Regions from separate parts of the Homo sapiens genome. Here region 2 is linked to region 1. Evidence: read pairs that join two places in POLR2A ChIA-PET (ENCODE). Cell type or tissue: MCF 10A. All regions are shown on one strand. Links, peaks and the distances in the headings refer to the core of each region. The heading gives the core; the rest is flanking DNA.

The links. Peaks named below come from ENCODE experiments on the same cell type or tissue, not always from the same donor. Only the 100,000 strongest peaks of a DNase experiment are listed, where the experiment ranks them.
Region 2: POLR2A ChIA-PET joins it to region 1 with 5 read pairs; 5 of 35 experiments call an interaction of 5 or more read pairs at or near these places.

Annotation. Positions count from the first base shown.
Region 1 is chr19:5,553,330-5,562,514 of GRCh38, forward strand. It overlaps TINCR (TINCR ubiquitin domain containing), which reads right to left. Exons shown (of 3, transcript NM_001396408.1): 2 at 8,753-8,882; 3 at 4,838-8,070. The coding sequence ends at 8,879. Among named protein-coding and RNA genes, the nearest start is that of TINCR, 10 kb to the right of the region's middle. RefSeq lists an enhancer at 7,216-8,012. In MCF 10A, for the core only: a CTCF peak has its summit at 8,431; DNase peaks (open chromatin) are centred at 4,522 and 4,982.
Region 2 is chr19:5,611,177-5,620,361 of GRCh38, forward strand. It overlaps SAFB2 (scaffold attachment factor B2), which reads right to left. Exons shown (of 21, transcript NM_014649.3): 3 at 5,246-5,310; 4 at 4,956-5,159; 5 at 2,289-2,351; 6 at 1,364-1,391; 7 at 1-454. Among named protein-coding and RNA genes, the nearest start is that of SAFB2, 7.0 kb to the right of the region's middle. RefSeq lists enhancers at 634-1,833, 5,806-5,975. In MCF 10A, for the core only: no CTCF peak of the experiment used is centred there; no DNase peak of the experiment used is centred there.

The sequences.
Region 1 (9,185 bases), core at 573-8,572:
CCCAGGCTGGAGTACAGCGGCGCGATCTCGGCTCACTGCAAGCTCCGCCTCCCGGGTTCACGCCATTCTCCTGCCTCAGCCTCCGGAGTAGCTGGGACTACAGGCGCCCGCTGCCACGCCCGGCTAATTTTTTTGTATTTTTAGTAGAGATGGGTTTCACCGTGTTAGCCATAATGGTCTCAATCTCCTGACCTCATGATCCGCCTGCCTTGGCCTCCCAAAGTGCTGGGATTACAGGCGTGAGCCACCGCGCCCGGCTGTTTTTTTTTTTTTTTACTTGCCTTTTTCCAAATGAGAAAACCAAGGCTCAGAGAGGTCAGTGGTGCAATCTCGGCTCACAGCAACTTCCGCCTCCCGGGTTCAAGGGATTCTAGTGCCTCAGCCTCCCAAGTACCTGGGATCACAGGCATCCGCCATCACACCCAGCTAATTTTTGTATTTTTAGTAGAGACAGGGTTTCGCCATGTTGTCCAGGCTGGTCTCGAGCTCATGACCTCAGGTGATCCGCCCACCTTGGCATCCCAAACTGCTGGGGTAGGATTTTCTTTTTTACTTCCCTTTTTCCAAATGAGAAAACCAAGGCTCAGAGAGGAAGAGCGTGTTGCCCCAAGTGGCCCAGCAGAGCCACAGCCTTGCCCCCAGCAGCTCTGGCTCTAATGCATTCCAGACTCCTCCCATCAGCCAACTGCCTCCCATCCTCTAATAAACTTCTGAGAAGCGCTGGGCAGATGCAGTGGCGCCCACGCTCTTTATCTGCCCAGATCAGGCCGGCTCAGCAGAGCAGTCGATAATTAATTCTGAATTCTCCCCATTTATCACGGCGGCAGGAGCCAGAGTGCCTGGAATCCCAATCCCAAACCTCCGTGCCCCTTGGTCACCTGGACCAAGGCCCAGTGGTGGCAGGAACTATGGTGGAGAGGGGGCCTCATTGAGCCTGGGAAGGGAGCAAAGGTGTTCCTGGCTCCCCACCGCTCCCTGGCGCTGGGTTATTAAACGCTGTGTACTGCAGCAGTGACCAAACCAGACCTCTTCCCCGTCTTCATGGTGCCCACAGGCTAGTGGGGAAAACATACATTGAATGAATAATAATATAAATAATTAATGCTACAAAGGAAAAGAACAAGATGTTGTGAGAATACAAAACAACAGGAACATAACTTGTTTTGGGGGCCTCCCCAAGGAAGTGACATTGAACCTGCAAATCACAGGGTGAAAGGTGAAAGGTTGGGAGAGGGTATTTCATATACAGAAATAGCCCATGCAGGCTGGGTGCGGTGGCTCACAGCACTTTGGGAGGCCAAGGCGGGCGGATCACCTGAGGTCAGGAGTTGAAGACCAGCCTGGCCAACATGGTGAAACCCCGTCTCTACTAAAAATACAAAAATTAGCAGGGCATGGCGATGTGTGCCTGTAGTCCCAGCTACTCAGGAGGCTGAGACAGGATTCTCACCTCCTGGTTCGCTTGAACCCAGGAGGTGGAGGTTGCAGTGAGCTAAGATAGCGCCATTGCACTCCAGCCTGGGCAACAGAGCTAGACTCTGTCTCAAAAAAAGAAAAAAAAGAAAGAAAAGAAAAGAAATAGCCTGTGAAAAAAACCTTGTGGCTGGAGCCCAGCAAGGGGTTTAGTAGGTCTGAAGCTTAAAGCACAAGTGTGAGGTCAGTGCCAAGTCAGGGGACCTCAGGGCCAGGCCTGGAGCCCTCATAGTGAGGCCAGCAGCCTTCAGTGGATAGCCAGGGGCCACCAAGGAAAGAGATGGATAAGTTTCCGTGATGCTCCAAGGGGTGGTAGTGAGGCTGCTTCTGCCCCAGGTGCATCACCCTGCAAGGTCAGTGGTCGGCTCTGTGTTGTTTTTTTTTTTTTTTTTTGGTTTGTTTGTTTTTGAGACGGAGTCTCGCTCTGTTGCCAGGCTGGAGTGCGGTGGCGTGATCTTGGCTCACTGCAACCTCCGCCTCTCGGGTTCAAGCAATTCTGCCTCAGCCTCCCAAGTAGCTAGGACTACAGGCGCCTGCCACCACGCCTGGCTAATTTTTATATTTTTAGTAGAGACAGGGTTTAACCATGTCGGCCAGAATAGTCTCGATCTCTTGACTTCGTGATCTGCCCGCCTCAGCCTCCCAAAGTGCTGGGATTACAGGAGTGAGCCACTGCGCCTGGCCGGGTTTTTTTTTCTTTCTTATGACTGTTTTCCTTTTTGAGGGTTCTTTCAAATCCATTTGGGCACGGGGGTTAGTCAGGATTTGTCTGCCAGCAAACACCGAATGCCTGGCTATCCCAAACACTTCCCTTCTTGGGCAGGCAGGGAAACTGAGGCCCAGCGAGGGACAAAGAACACCCAAGGTCATTCAGAGGAAGGTTGTGTGTGGGAGAGGTTTCTGGGGAGTCTCAGGGGCCATGCGCTTGCCCTGCAGCTTCTGTGGCTTTTGTTGGGCCGTGAACTCCGTGGGGAGCTTGACTGGGTATCCTAGTCACCACGCTGTCCTCAGAGCCCTGCAAACTGGAGGTGCTTAATCAGTGATTGTGGAATGCATGATCCCAGCAGCTTCTGAAGACACCCCAGAGGTCATGCTTACGATATTGGAAGGAAAGGGGGTCTTTTTTTCTTTTTCTTTTTTTTTGAGATGGAGTCTTGCTCTGTTACTCAGGCTGGAGTGCAGTGGCACAATCTCGGCTCACTGCAAGCTCCGCCTCCCGGGTTCACGCCATTCTCCTGCCTTAGCCTCCCAAGTAGCTGGGACTACAGGTGTGCACCACCACCACGCCTGGCTATTTTTTTGTATTTTTAGTAGAGACAGGGTTTTGCCATGTTGCCCATGTCCAGGCTGGTCTCGAACTCCTAGCCTCCAGCAATCCTCTAGCCTTGACCTCCTAAAGTGCTAGGATTACAGGCATGAGCCACTGTGCCCAGCCAACTAATGTTTTCATTATTTATTTTTTAAATTTTAATGTTATATTTCTTAATTTTTTATTTTATTTTTATTTATTTATTTATTTATTTTTGAGATGGAGTCTTGCTCTGTCGCCCAGGCTGGAGTGTAGTGGCGCAATCTCGGCCCACTGCAAGCTCCACCTCCCGGGTTCACGCCATTCTCCTGCCTCAGCCTCTCGAGTAGCTGGGACTACAGGCACCCGCCACCACACCCAGCTAATTTTTCACTGTGTTAGCCAGGATGGTCTCAATCTCCTGACCTCGTGATCCGCCCGCCTCAGCCTCCCAAAGTGAGCCACCGCGCCCAGCCTATTTTTTCTTTTTTTTTTTTTTTCTAGAGACAGGGTCTCGTTCTGTCACCCAGTCTGGAGTGCAGTGGTATGGTTATAGCTCACCGTGGTCTCAAACTCCTGGGCTCAAGTGATCCTCCTGCCTCAGCCTCCCAAGTAGCTGGGACCACAGGGGCATGCCACCACACCTGGATAATTTTTAAATGCTTTTGTAAAGGCTGGGTCTCGCCATGTTTCCCAGGCTGGTTTCGAACTCCTAGGTTCAAGCAATCCTCCTGCCTCGGTCTCCCAAAGTGTTGGGATTATAGTCATGAGCCACTGAGCCTGGCCTAGGGAAAGAGGGGTCTTTTTCAATAGGAGATTTGAGAAAAAAATACAGAGACATGGAGAGAGACAGAGACTGAGATGCAGACGAACTGAGAAACGCAGAGAGAGAGATATTGAAGAGAGGGAGAGATAACGAGATACAAACAGAACCACAGACAGAAATGGAGCGACAGAGAGCAGATGAAAAAGAGGCCGGGCGCAGTGGCTGATGCCTGCAATCCCAGCACTTCGGGTGGCCGAGACGGGTAGATGGCTTGAGCCCAGGAGTTTGAGAACAGCCTGGGCAACATGGCGAAACCCCATCTCTACAAAAATTTAAAAATTAGCTGGGTGTGGTGGCGTGTGCCTAAAATCCCAGCTACTCAAGAGCCTGAGGCGGGAGGATCGCTTGAGCTGGGGAGGTTGAGGCTGCAGTGATCTGTGATTGTGCCACCGCACTCCAGCCTGGACAACAGAACAAGACCCTGTCTCAACAAAAATAAAATAAGAGACTGAGACACAGAGACAGATGAAGGGAGAGGAGAGAGAGAGAAAGAAAGATGGCAAGGTCAGAACCAGCACTAACTTGTATGGGAGCTGTTGGATGAATTACAAAGAAGGGCCCCTTCCTGGGGCCCTCTCACCTCTGCAGCTGGGTCCTCTTGTGCAGTGAACAACCTGCCCCACTGTCTGTGGCAGCCGGAGCAGCATCTGTCTTTATATCTCTCATTGAATGAATGCTCAGAGTTAGGAGAATGCCAGAGCCCAGCCTGGAGTCGCACAGAAAGAGAACAGAGAGATAGAGGCAGGGCAGGAAGGAAGTGGCAATTCCAGGTCCTGGCAGTTTCTGGCTAAACCGCTGACATCTCCTCTGGGAACCGCCTGGGCTCACTTGCCCCCTAGGAGAATTCCCTTGGACCTTCTTGGAGCACAAACTAGGTGGGCGGCCAAGACGGGAGGTGGCCCCTCCCCAGAACGCCGCGGGCCTTAGCGAGACGGCAGCTGCCAAGTCTCACCCGAAACTCCTCATAGCCCAGACTTGCTCAGGGTGGAGCCCAGAGTCTGAGAGGCCCTGGCGGGGAGCGAGCAGGATTCCCTGAGTTTCACAGCCCAGATATGGGAGGGGGCTGGCCTGGGGTCAACTGGAGTAACAGTGTCACCTGGAGTAACAGCGTCACCTGGAGTAACAGCATGTGCAAAGGCCTGGAGGGGAGTGAGAGGAAGGTAGAAGTAGAGCTCAGCCCAAAACCATAGATGGGGTAGAATGAAGCCCAAGAGAGCTCCAAGGCCAAGTTAGGAAGCTTAAACTCAATCTTGTTTTCAAACATGTAATCTTTTATTCAGTACACTCTCAAAACAGCATTTCTGTATCTAGTTCCAAGCTGGGTGATCCTGCGGCCCCAAAGGTAGTGATGACTCTGCTGGGAGGAGACACAGACCTCCCAGTTCAGTGGATCCCGAGTGAGTCAGAAGGTGAGACTGGAAGCAGCAGGGTCCTTGAGGGAAGTAGGCTCTCCTTGAAGGATAAGCAATGGCTGCATGAAGTAGCAGGTATTGAAGCTAGGGCTTTGAAGGATGAATAGGAGCTTGCCAAACAAAGAAGGTGGGACATGCAAACCAAGTGGAGGGACTGTGGCCCAAACTCAGGGATACATGGATGGAGTAGCAGGAGAAAAACAGACTGGGGGAGCAGGAAGAGTCAGTGTGAGCTTTCTCCAGATCCAAAATCAGCAGCCTGTCATTCAAGGCCAAGACATTCCACAATAGTTCCCCTTGGCCCTGTCAAGCCTATCAGGCCTGGAGCTTCCTCAAAGCAGCTCTGACAACTCCAGCCACTGTCATCTCCCCTCTTTGTGTCACGAGGACCATGCACTTTGGTGCATGGTGACATTCAGTGGGGGCTGCTTTCCTCGGTGTGGCTGTGGGACCTTAGGCCCATGCCTCAGTTTCCCAACCTGGAAAATGGGCTGCAGGAAGCCACTTTTGCAACTTATGTTTATCTCAGGCCAGGGAGGTCTTGGACAAATGATGTGAAGGAAGAAGAGAAAAATGGAAGATAGGGAGGGAGAGGAAAGGAAGGGGGCGAAGGAAGGGAGAACAGATGGGAAGGGAAGGGAAGGGAAGGGAAGACGGAGGAAGGAAAAGGCCGTGCACCTCCCGACCCAGGTCATCATCAAGGGACAGGTCCAACATTATTATTTCAGAACATGCCAGCGCTGTCGAGGCTTAAGAAATGGGTGGTGATTTGCATGCGATTTGCATGTGATTTGCATACTGTTTGTTAAATGTCAAAACACCCTGAAAATGCTTTCTCCCACCTCCACCCCCAGTGGAGAAGCGGGAAACCCTTCCCCACTTCCTCCACCAGCTCCCGGCATGGGTTGGGGACGCCTCAGTTCAGAGGGTGGTGACCTTGGGCAAGCCAAAAGCCATCTGTAAAATGGGCTGTTATCCTGGCCCCTGAGCAGTGAGGCTGTCAATCTTTTTTTTTTTTTTTTTTGAGACGGAGTCTCGCTCTGTCGCCCAGGCTGGAGTGCAGTGGCGTGATCTCAGCTCACTGCAACCTCTGCCTCCCGGGTTCCCGCCATTCTCCTGCCTCAGCCTACCAAGTAGCTGGGACTACAGGCGCCCGCCACCAGGCCCGGCTATTTTTTTTGTACTTTTAGTAGAGACGGGGTTTCACCGTGTTAGCCAGGATGGTCTCCATCTCCTGACCTCATGATCCGCCTGCCTCGTCCTCCCAAAGTGCTGGGATTACAGGCGTGAGCCACCGCGCCTGGCCGGCTGTCAATCAAGTGAGACAGGGCTCCAAAAAGATGTGCACAAGTCCTGGCATGGAGTAAGGACCAAGGAATGAAACTGGGGAGATTATTAAATGCCCCATTTTCTTGCCAAACCCTGACGAGGCATGTCCCTGAATATGCACAGGGAAATGAGGACAGAGGGGACCCAGGCTCTAGATACACGCATGTGGCCCAGCTGTTAGCAGAGGCCCAAACCACGCATGAGCAGGGATCTGGGCTGCCTCCCCCTGCTGTGTGTCCCTGACAACCTCCTTGGGCCTCAGGCTACCCTCTGCAGAACAGACAGCAGCAGACTCTGCTCTAGGAGGAGCTCCAGGGGGCACACAGTGGGTCTCTGGGGACAAAGTCCTGGGTTAGGCACCAAGGGGAGAGGTGGAGGGGGATAGGAAGACCCCCCTCCAGGCACACCCAGGGGCCAGCAAGACCCAAGTCATTCTGCAAAGCAGCTCCAGCAGGTCTGCCTGCCGGAGTGAAGTGGGGCTCCTCTCTCTTCCCCTCCTTCTCCCCCTCCTCTCAGCCAAGCGGGAATTGCAGGGTAGATGCCCGAAGTTTGGCAGATGCTCTGAAGGGAGGCGAGCAGGAGACCCCGGGCCAAGTGCTGTCCCCGAGCTAAGCAAACGCACAGTCTGGGCACGGCTGTCCCCGTGGTGGTGATTTACTATCCACCTGTCCATGCTCTGAGTCCTGCAGCCAACAGGACTCTTAACTAAAACATTATTTCTTCCCAGCCTCTGGCGCCTCCGCCCATGGTGCCTGGAGAGTGTACACGGCCCTCGAGGACATGCGTAGCCTCGGCACCCCCTCCCCAAAGACCCTCCCCAGGGGCTGCGCAACGATGACGTGGCTGCAGGTCAGAGGTGCAACGGAGGCCCGGCACACTGCCCTGAGGGTCTCCACCCGGAATTCCCACAACGCACTCCCTGCAATGCCCCGCGATGACCTCCCACAGCTAGGCCCAGTTCCCCACCCCCAGATCCTCGTCCTCTTGGCCAGAGTTCTTCAGAACCCCTTCCCCGCTGCCCCAAGACCCTATGCAAGACGAGGCATCCGGATTTAAGGGGAAGGGGGAAACAGCCCAGGGGGTGGGCACAGGTGCCTCCTGGGGAGGTATTTGGGGGTGGAAATGGGGCACAGTTGGAGGCCTGAGAAGGAGCTAGGATGTCCGCATCTCCCCGCTTAGTCATTGGAGAGTTCGGACACGACTGGCTGCACCCCCAGCCAGGGCTGTTCACTGCACAAAGGGCCTGTGGGGGCCCCAAAGAAGGCTAGGTGCTCTCTGGCTGGGAAGGAGGGAATCTGAGAAGACTTCCTGGAGGAGACTGCAATCCCAGGTGTATTGGAGCTGCAGAGAAGAGGTTGAAAAGTGCTCCAGGCAGGGGGCACGGCTTGGGCAAAGGTGTGGCTGGGAAAATGTCCTGGGCAAGAGCGGAAGTGCCTCTGAGTGTCTCTCCTGCCCCTTCTGTGCTTCTCTTCTTGCGATGCCCTCTGGCTGCCCATGGGAGCTTTCCAAGGTGGCACAGTGCTTTCCACTGAAGACAGGGCACCCAGGGCCCCAAGAGGGGAGCAACAACCTCAAAGTCACACAGCAGAGCTGAAAGGCTCAAGGCTCCCTCCCGATAGGCTGGGCAGGAGCAAAAATGTCCTAGGTCCTTGTCAGGGACTGGGGCTCCAGCAGGAGTGTCTGAAGCAGTGTGCATCAGCTGGTCAGGCCAGGGTTTCATGGTCCACCTGGGAGCCCAGACCCTGGAACAACAGGAGGGGAAGGGTAAACCCGTTTCAATCCAGGACCAGGGAAGGGTGAAACACCAGTTCTCCAGCCATTTGTCCTTTCCTTTTACCTAACATCCCTGACACGGACAGTGATCTGCAGTCATCCCCTCCTGTGGATGTCCCTTGTGTCCTTTAAGAGGAACAGGGATGGCCCCTGGTGAATTTGGCTGTTTTCTTTTTTCTTTCTTTTTTTTGAGACAGAGTCCTGCTCTGTCGCCAGGCTGGAGTGCAATGGCGTGATTTCGGCTCACTGTAACCTCTGACTCCTGGGTTCAAGCGATTCTCTTGGAACTTGGCTGTTTTCTGCCACCTGATGGCAGTCACAGGAATTGCAGGCAAAGAGTGCAGTAAAGCCAAATCAAAGCTCAATCCTTTATTGTAAGGAGACAGGTAACAGAGCCCAGAGAGGAGAAGCAATTTTCCCAAGGTCACCCAGCAAGTCAGGGGCAACACGGCTCTGGTCCACGTGTTAGTCCAAAAAGAAATGAGACACCAAGGCCATGTCCCTACCCTAGAGGCCAGAAGCATAAGTGTATGGAGGGGGATGATGGTCAATAACATCTGTCTCTTCTCCTCTCTGGGCCTCAGTTTCCCCATCTATGGTCTCCACAATCTCTAAGGTCCTTTCTCTTTCTCAACTACTACAATTACTTACCTGGAGTGAGATCTAGGCTCCCGGGAGGCAGGAGAAGTGCCTTCCAAAAGTGCCCTCTACCCCAGCCTATTCCTTCAGCCAGTACCCAGGTCCCCTTGGTCATGGCTCTGCCTCCTCCAACCCAGACTACCTGAAAGAGGGAGACAGAAAGACACAGGTTGCAGAAAAAACATAGCCCTTGCCTTGGCGTTCAAGGCTTCCCTATTCTGCCCACTGTCTGGCTGGTGCCTCTTCCTGCCCCTGCCAGGGCTCACCTCTGACCCAGAAATTCCCTCCCCTGCATCCAGGCACCGCTAGAGCTCCAGAAAAATATTCTGAGCAGCCCAATCCTTGCCTCTGCTCACGATTATGTTAGTGAGACAATACATCTCACTAACATTTATTAAGCACCTACTATGTGCCAGGCACTGAACTGGCAATCCAGCAGGGAACA
Region 2 (9,185 bases), core at 750-8,749, 58 kb after region 1:
TCATTACAAGCGTCAAAATCAAACTTCCTCCCGTCTTCTTTGCTATCTCTGGCTTCTGGGCTTGGGGCTTCCGTGGGTGCTTCTGCGAGCTCCTCGCTAGAGGCCTCCGCGAGCTCGGAGGCCGCACTACTCTGCTCAACTGCCGGCTCTAGCCCTACAGGCTCACAGTCCGTCCTCTCGCCATCGCCTGGCTGCTCCGCGGGCTCCCTTTTCACTACCGCTAACAGGCTGTCTGCCTTGCTCGACTGAGCGTGTGCTGTTGACTCGCTGGCCAAATCTAAATCACCCTCTTCCGGATGGGCGCTGTCAAATAGGTCCTCTTCCTCCGCAAGCTTTCTGTCTGGCCCCACGCTACTTGTGTCCTGTGCAAATGGCTGCTCCAGCTCGGAACTTTCTTCTTTTACTGGCTCAGATTTACAAGTTTCCCCCAAAATGTCGAGTATTTTCTCATTTTCTACGGATTTAACAGGAATAGAATGGCACAAGGTTTAATTACCAGGGAAATAAAGCAATCACAAATGTGGAACTGGCACGGCTGCCACACTAACACGAAGAGAACTGCTAGCTACACAGAGATTGGAAAACCCGCGGGTACACAAAGTTATACTGGTTACACTACCTGCGCCGCGACCGCCTCTAGGTAAGCCTCTACGCTACACGGAAGAGAAAAGGCCCCCACAGATTTAAACACCTACAACCACGCGGCTGGTTCTCAATAGTCTTCTTCGAGTTTTTGTTCAAGTCTGGGTCTTCTGACTGATTTTCCAATGTCCAAGGTGCTGAACCGAATGCAATCACCATTCAATGACAGCTCAACTTCCAAATTTCTTTGAATTTCTTTTAACAGAACAATCCAATATGAAAATCAGAATCTCTTCTGACGGTGGGAGATAAACGCAGTCCGGAAGGGGAATAATATGTTGAAAATTTTCACGGAGAAACTCTGTTTCCTCTTCTGGAATCCAGTCACTTCTCAGGTGGTAAGTGCCCTGACAACAGCTTTATCCTGCCTTAACTGCGTTAATCAAAATGACTGCAGCAAAATATCACAAGATCTGTTTCATGTGTAGAAACACATGGAGGAATCACGGGGACGGGGGAATTAAATGCCACTCTACGTGGTTAGACATGAAAAGAATCACTACTACATTGCACCAAATGTATTTGACCTCAAGAAGCCAGAATGGCTCTTCCACAGATCTGGTGATACGAATGGGTTTCCAATCTCTGATCCTTGTATGATCTGGATTGTCCACCATTAGAGCAATTTACAAGATCATAACACAGCTTAAAATATAGACAGCTTTAAAATAATAGTGTGAAAACTTTCAAACCATAACTGTCGTGTTTCTCTTATCAGTACCTGGCTCCAAAAGGGATTCTTCAATGTCCTATTTAAAAAAGAAAAAGCAAATCCACAAGTCACTTTAAACACGGGGCACATACATTTCACCAGTAAATATGGCTTTCAATCATCTGTGAATAAATGCCTGTTTCCACAAAACTTTCTTGTCTCCAAAAAATGTATTCCATCCTACAATAACCTGATGAAAACCAGCTCATTTTAACAGTTTCCCTGGTAACAGCAGGTCCCTAGTGATAACAGTCTGTCCCATTCTCCCGAGTTTGGGCCCTGCCCTGCCATGCCACCCACCCCATGACCAAGCTGACCTAGTGGCTGCTGCAGCTGGCAAACACCCCCTTTGTCAGAGAAGAGGTCACAGTGGATTTAAGAAAAAAATACTTCTCCCAACATAAACTGATTTGTAACTGAAACCTGTCATAACAAAATGATCTCTCTACTCTGCTGAAAACCTTTTCCGACATCTGTCTCACTTAGGACAATAGGTCCAATCCTTCTGGTGGCCCAGACTCAGCGAGGCGGGCCCAGCTGCTCTGCAACACCTCTGGCTTCTATCCAACCCTGTGTGCTCCCCTCTCTCTTTTGCATCAGAGACACCACCCAAACTTTCTGCTCCAAATTCTTCTTTCCCTCTTCAACCTATCCGTCAGACCTCTGGGAAGAGTTCCAGGCACTTATGAAGTCCAACCACCAGAACTGCTCCCTCATCACACTTCTTTCTCCCTTCTGGTTACATATTTGGTTTGATCCCACTGCCCCTGCTAGATGGCCAGCCCTGAGACTGTTTCTCTTCTGCTAACCTCTTAACCCCAGCATCCAGCACAGTATCCAGTCATTTCCATACACATACACACTGCTCTTTCATTATGGAAAATCAACCACTCGATTAACATTTCCAGCGATGCAGAACCAGATGGTAACTTACCGGAGTTACTTTGAAGTTCAACGATGAAGTTTCCAAAGTGTTCTTAAATCCTTCCCCATCCACCTGAAAAACAAAATGGAAGATGACTTCGTGGAGGCTGGAGCTATGAAAACCAAGGCTGACACCTCGCTTAGGCAACTTGTGTGTCTATTTCCCTCACGGCACCTTTTGCCATCTGCAAGTCTACTGTTGGGTCATTCAGTTCAGCACCTGCCTCTCCGCCAGAACACACACTCCACGACTCTGCTCCACCAGCGTCTCTGGCAGTGGCCTGCAGGTGGGTATGCCCTGTCTGTACTGGGTGAATGAACGAATGAATTTCCCAGGCAGTTTCTAAGTACTGGTGATTACCACATACCCCTCCAATCACAGGATTTCCAAAGCAGAACTCAAAATGATAAAATGCACCCCTCCAATTTCACCTGGTAGCAATACTCTTAAGGTAACACTAACCGGGCACTTTCTCCTAGCCTACTTTATTCATTCATTCATTCACTCATTCATTTGAGACGGAGTGTCACTCCTTTTGCCCAGGCTGGAGTGCAATGGCGCCATCTCGGCTCATTGCAACCTCCACCTCCTGGGTTCAAGCAATTCTCCTGCCTCAGCCTCCCGAGGAGCTAGGATTACAGGCATGCACCACCACGCCCGGCTAATTTTTTGTATGTTTTAGTAGAGACGGGGTTTCACCATGTCCAGGCTGGTCTTGAACTCCTGACCTCAGGTGATCCGCCCACCTCAGCCTCCCGGAGTGTTGGGATTACAGGTGTGAGCCACCGCGCCTGGCCCGCCTAGCCTACTTTATTAAAAACAAACATCTAACTTGGTCAATTTCTCTCTTTACTACATGCCAAACAAAAGAAAAACTGTTAACACCAAGTTTTACTAAATCTGAAGCTCTTTTTAAGTGAACTACAAAAACAGCACTCCCAAATATTTTCTTTTTTCCTTTTCTCGATTTGAACTCATGACCTGGGATGCCTCCATTAACTGAGAAGTACACACTCTGAAAACAATAAGCACACAGCAGTACCAGACTGAGAAAGGCGGCTAACCAGTTGCTCAGTGCTGCCCTAGGTCAAAGGATGGTAAATTTGGAGGCAATGACTTTTGACCGTAAGGTTTAAGGTTCAGTCCTATGGAGGCATTTCCACCCCCAAGCTGAAAGCTGCAATGCCTTAAGGAAACAAAACAACCTACTGGGCACGTGACATCAGTCAGAGTACAATGAAGATCAGCTCGAAGACACTGACAGCTTGTGATATTTGAACAGCCTCACCAGAGAGCTCTACGCCAAAACACTAGAAGTGAAAAGCTGGGAAAGCCCTAACAGAGCAAAGTTCCTCCTTTACATACAAGGATGCTCACAGTCAGTCCTTTTGGGGAGCAGGGTTGATACTTGTCTTCACTGTACTTTACATCTTTTAATGTAACTGCTTAACCTTGCTTAAAACAACATTAACAGGCTAGGCGTGGTGACTCACCACTATAATCCCAGCACTTTGGGAGGCCGAGGCAGGCAGATCACTTGAGGTCAGGAGTTCGAGACCAGCTCAGCCAACATGATGAAACCCTATCTCTACCAAAAATATAAAAAATTAGTCAAGTGGCTGGGCGCAGTGGCTCAAGCCTGTAATCCCAGCACTTTGGGAGGCCAAGGCGGGCAGATCACGACGTCAGGAGATGGAGACCATCATGGCCAACATGGTGAAACCCCATCTCTACTAAAAATATAAAAAAATCAGCTGGGCGTGGTGGCGCATGCCTCTGGTCCCAGCTCCTCAGGAGGCTGAGGCAGGAGAATTGCTTGAATCAGGGAGGCGGAGGTTGCAGTGAGCCATAATCTTGCCACTGCACTCCAGCCTGGGTGACTGAGAGAGACTCTGTCTCAAAAACAAACAAACAAACAAAACACAACATTAGGAGGAATATCTACATGATGAGATTAGAAACCATTTTTGAGCTGGGCACGGTGGACCACACCTATAATCCCAGCACTCTGGGAGGCTGAGGCGGGAGGATTGCTTGAGCTCAGGGGTTCAAGATCAACCTGGGTAACCTAGTGAGATCCCGCCTCTAAAAAAAAAAAAATTTTTTTTTAATTAGCTGGGCGTGGTGGTTCACTGTGTAGTCTCAGTTATGCAGGGGGATTGCTTGAACCTGGGAGGCTGAGGCTGCAGTGAATTATGATGACCCCACTGCACTCCAGCCTGCACAACAGAGCAAGACCCTGTCTCTAAATAAATAAACCATCTTTGCTTCTTAAAACTGTATTTTAAAAGGAAAAAACTAAATGGGCACTGTGGCCTGTGCCAATAAGCCCAGGTAGTCAGGAGGATCGCTGGAGCCCAAGAGTTCAAGACCGGCCTGGGTAACAGTTGAGACCTCATCTCAGAAAAGAAAAATCTTTTATGTCAGAGCTTTCTATTTTATGACTCACCACATGCTTCGAATTATAAAAACACTCCCCAGTGCTACAGAAAAGCTATCTATGAGTAAATCCCTGAGCTACACAGCGTTTAAATGGACATGGTTTAACACCAGGGTGTAGAAGCAGAACTGTGTGTTCATGGCGGTTTAGCTGTGTTCTCCCTCACACGAGCAGCACGCGAGCACCAGGTGCCTCGGGGCTATGGGCACATCCTGCCGTGTCTCCAAGTTACCTACAGCATGCTCTGGGGGCTGAGCCGGGAGCTGTCTCAGCTGTGCAGCCACGTATTCTTTACTATCACAAAAGGAATCGAGAAGGCCGTCCGTGCCATCCTCCCCAAAATCTGGAGCACTGCTATTCGCCACTTCAGTTTCGTCTAGCACACTCATGTCCATCATGCCCATATTCTGCAGGTTCTCCAGACTTGCTTCCATGTCCTCCTGTAAAGAGGAAGAAGAATCGTTAACGACCACCTGGACCAGGACAGGGAGCTGCTGCTTGTCATCTCTACCCTGACATCACTTACCTGCCCGTCTCTGGAATCGTCTTCCAGGCCATTATCTTCTGTGCCTTCCTCCTCCATCTTCAGTCCTAATTACAGAATAATTGTTCAATCAGATAACACTCAAGTTCTACCTCATAATTAGTTTATGCAGAATAGATTTCAATCTTAGAACAGAACACATTACAAGATAAACTATAAGTCTCCCCTCTCCTGTCACACGTAATTTTGTCTCAATTTGTTTTCTTTTTTTTTTTTTTTTTTTTTTTTTTGAGATGGAGTCTCCCTGTGTCACCCAGGCTGGAGTGCAGCGGCACAATCTCGGCTCACTGCAATCTCCACCTCCTGGGTTCAAGCGATTCTCCTGCCTCAGCCTCCTCAGCAGCTGGGACTACAGGCGTGCATCACCATGCCCAGCTTATTTTTGTATTTTTAGTAGAGATGGGGTTTCACCATATTGGCCAGGCTGGTCTCAAACTCCTGACCTCGTGATCCACCAGCCTCGGTCTCCCAAAGTGCTGGGATTACAGGCATGAGCCATGGTGCCCGGCCTCAATTGGTGTTCTAAGTAAGCCATCAACAGGGAGATGAAAATCTAGGATTCCTCTTAGATTCAGAGTACTCTGATTTTCCACAAAATATCTAAAAGTTTCCAAATATTTCAAAAACACTCCAAACCTAAGAAAAAAAATCACAAAAAAATGAGCAAAGGATAAAAACAGGCATTTTCAACAAACCAACAAAAAAATGCAATACCCATCTAGTAACCAAAGAACTGCAACATAAAATAACATATTGAGTTAGTGATTTGCTGGCTCTCCCTATATTCCACCCATTTCAAGTAGGTCTTTGTCATTTTTTAGCTCAAGAACTTTTTTTTTTCCCCCAAGGCAAAAAGGCAAAGGCTGCCATAAAGTCGAGAATCATCCTGGGTTTTGTGACCACAAAATAACTATTTGATAGAATTCTGCTAGGAATTGCAAAAGGAGGCCAGAGGAGTTCAAGAGTGGAAACCTTGAGAAGAAACTTGAGGCTCTATATGTATCAAAAACCTTACAAATGTGCATACCCTTTGTTCCAGGAATTTGAGTCTTAGGATATCTGACAAGGAGTTCAAAACATAGATATCTGTCCTATTATACCTGTTAAACACCCAAAAGGGAAACAAATTACAGCATATTTTCATTCAGATATGGTTCACAACCGGGGGGAATGGCTGGCAATGTCTGGAGACATTGTTAGTGGTCATGACCTGGGGGAACGCCATTAGCATCAGTAGCTAGTGATGCTGGTCACGACCCTGCAATGCACAGGATACTCCCCAACCCCAGAGAATTCTTCGGCCCAAATTGTCAACAGTGCCAATGCTGAGAAACCCTGTGGGACACCATCCAATGTCTCACAATATTTAAAGAATGTATGCTTTTAAAGAATATTTAATGAAACAGAAAAAATGCCCACAGTGTAGGCACAGTGGTTCACGCCTGTAATCCCAGCATTTTGGGAGGCTAAGGCAGGTGGCTCGCTTGAGCCTAGGAATTAAGAGACAAGTTCGGGCAACAAAGTGAGACCCCCATCTCCACCAAAAATACAAAAATTAGCCAGGCATGGTGTTATGTACCTGTACTCTGAATTACCGGTGAGAATGAGGTGGGAGGATGCTCCGAGCCTGAGAGCTTGAGGCTGCCACGATCATGCCACTGCCCTCCGCTCTGGGCAACAGAGTAAGACCGAGTCTCTCTAACATACACACCGATAAAGAAAAATCAAACAGAAAAAAATACATACTTTCCCGTCTCTACTAAAAATAGAAAAACAGCCGGACGTGGTGGCGGGCGCCTGTAGTCTCAGCTACTCGGGAGGCTGAGGCAGGAGAATGGCCTGAAGCCGGGAGGCGGAGCTTGCAGTGAGCCGAGATTGCACCACTGTACTCCAGCCTGGGCAACAGAGCGAGACTCCGTCTCAAAAAAAAAAGAAAGAAAATTAAACATAAAAAACCTGCAGGGTCTACACCTCAAGAGTCTCACTCACCACTATTATCAATAATCACTCAAGAAATGCAGTTTAATTGCATGTCTCGCAACGTGAGCTTTTTCCAGTCTATCATTTAAGACGCCTAACAACGCTAGCAGGTTTTATTATCTGCATTTGACACGAGAATTTGGTTGAGCTCCAAAGCTGGCACTCTAAAACTCAGCTGTCCCACTTCGCATTATATCTAAACACAGCATATCCTTTTGAAATACGTTGTCTAAAAATGTTTGGTAATTGCACCCAATTTCTAGGCCCCTAAATAGTAGCCTGCAGTGCCCACATAGGCCGGAAATAGGAGAAATGCTGACCAAAAAGCATCACAGAAAAGCTAATGTGGCGCAGACAGGCGACGCCCCAATCCCCGGCACCTGGCATTGGCCAACGAAAAGCTGCCGCTGCTGGGGACACAGATGTAAGAAAATCCAACTTTAATCCCACATGGCATCTAAAACTTAAATTTTTAATCCAAGTTTTATTTTTTCCAAACCCACCTACAATGTTGCCTAGGACTCCTAATCTTGGTGAAGACCCTTACTCTGATTTATAATGAGGACACTTTTCCCTCAACAAGTTTGGCTACTTCAGTTTTTGCAAGGAAGCAGTTACTGGTGAGTTCCCAGAATGAGTCCAACTTTGGACTCAACTGAACACTGCTGCATAGTGCTTGAAACGAAAATTAACTGGTGAATTCCTCCTGATCTAACAGTTGTATGTAATCACAGGCCCTAACTGCAACCACAAAGTCCTAAGGCTCTTGTGCTTTATCCATTAGCCACGTGCCCCGACACCTCTAGAGAACATCACCAGCTCAGGATGGAAGATGAGGCCTGCAGGGCCTGAGCACCACCTGAAGACCTGGGCTCTCTCTGGGCTTGGTTACTTCTCTGAAAAAGGAATGGGAAGGGATCAGAAGCCCTTCTAACCCTCACTAGAGCTGAGGCTACAAAAGTCCTTTTTATAGCAACAGAAGAACTTTATCATCCAAGCTTTCCTGACAAAACACTAACTCCAAGTAGTTTTGAATCCACCTAAGCTTTAATCTAGACATTCAGGCAGGTCTTCAAAGCACTCAGCTAAAGTTTAGTTTTTCTAATGATGCAAAGATCATTAGAAATGATCCCTGCTAGGCCGGGCACAGTGGCTCATGCCTCTAATCCCAGCACTTTGGGAGGCCCAGGCGGGTGGATCACCTGAGGTGAGGAGTTCGAGACCAGCCTGGCCAACATGGATGGTGAAACCACGTTTCTACTAAAAATATAAAAAAGTAGCTGGGCGTGGCGACGGGCACCTGTAATCGCAGCTACTCAGGAGGCTGAGGCACAAGAATCACTTGAACCCGGGAGGCGGAGGTTGCAGTGAGCCAAGACCGCACCACTGCACTCCAGCCTGGGCAACAACAGCAAAACTCCATCGCAAAAAAAAAAAAAAAATCCCTGTTAAATTCCTGCTAAAAGCCAAGGATATTTTGAGTAGTAAGTCTTGAACTTTACAGTTTTAAAATGAGCACCTACATAAAAAACTTTTAAACTTTATTGTTAAGCAGTTTTCCCAACCACTAAAAAAAGAAAATTCACATCATGCATAAGTTAACACCTAAACAGAAGAGATAAACTATATTTCCTGCGTAGACCAGTCTCTCACATTCTGAATGTGCTCAGGCTGGGCCTTCTAGGTGAAATACGGACACTCACAAGAACAGCAAAAACGCATCCATGTGTCAAAATTAAACTTTAACTTAAAGCTCTTATGCAACCTAACTAAAAGATTTAATCTTTCAAACTACATGCACATGTTTTAAACAGTTAATGTGTTATGAAACACATTAAGAAGAAAAAGCTATTAAAAAAATGAAATTGTTAAAAATGCTACAATTTCTTTCTACTTTCTAAGCACTGATCCTCCACTGCCTGAATTTAGCACTTTTCCAAGA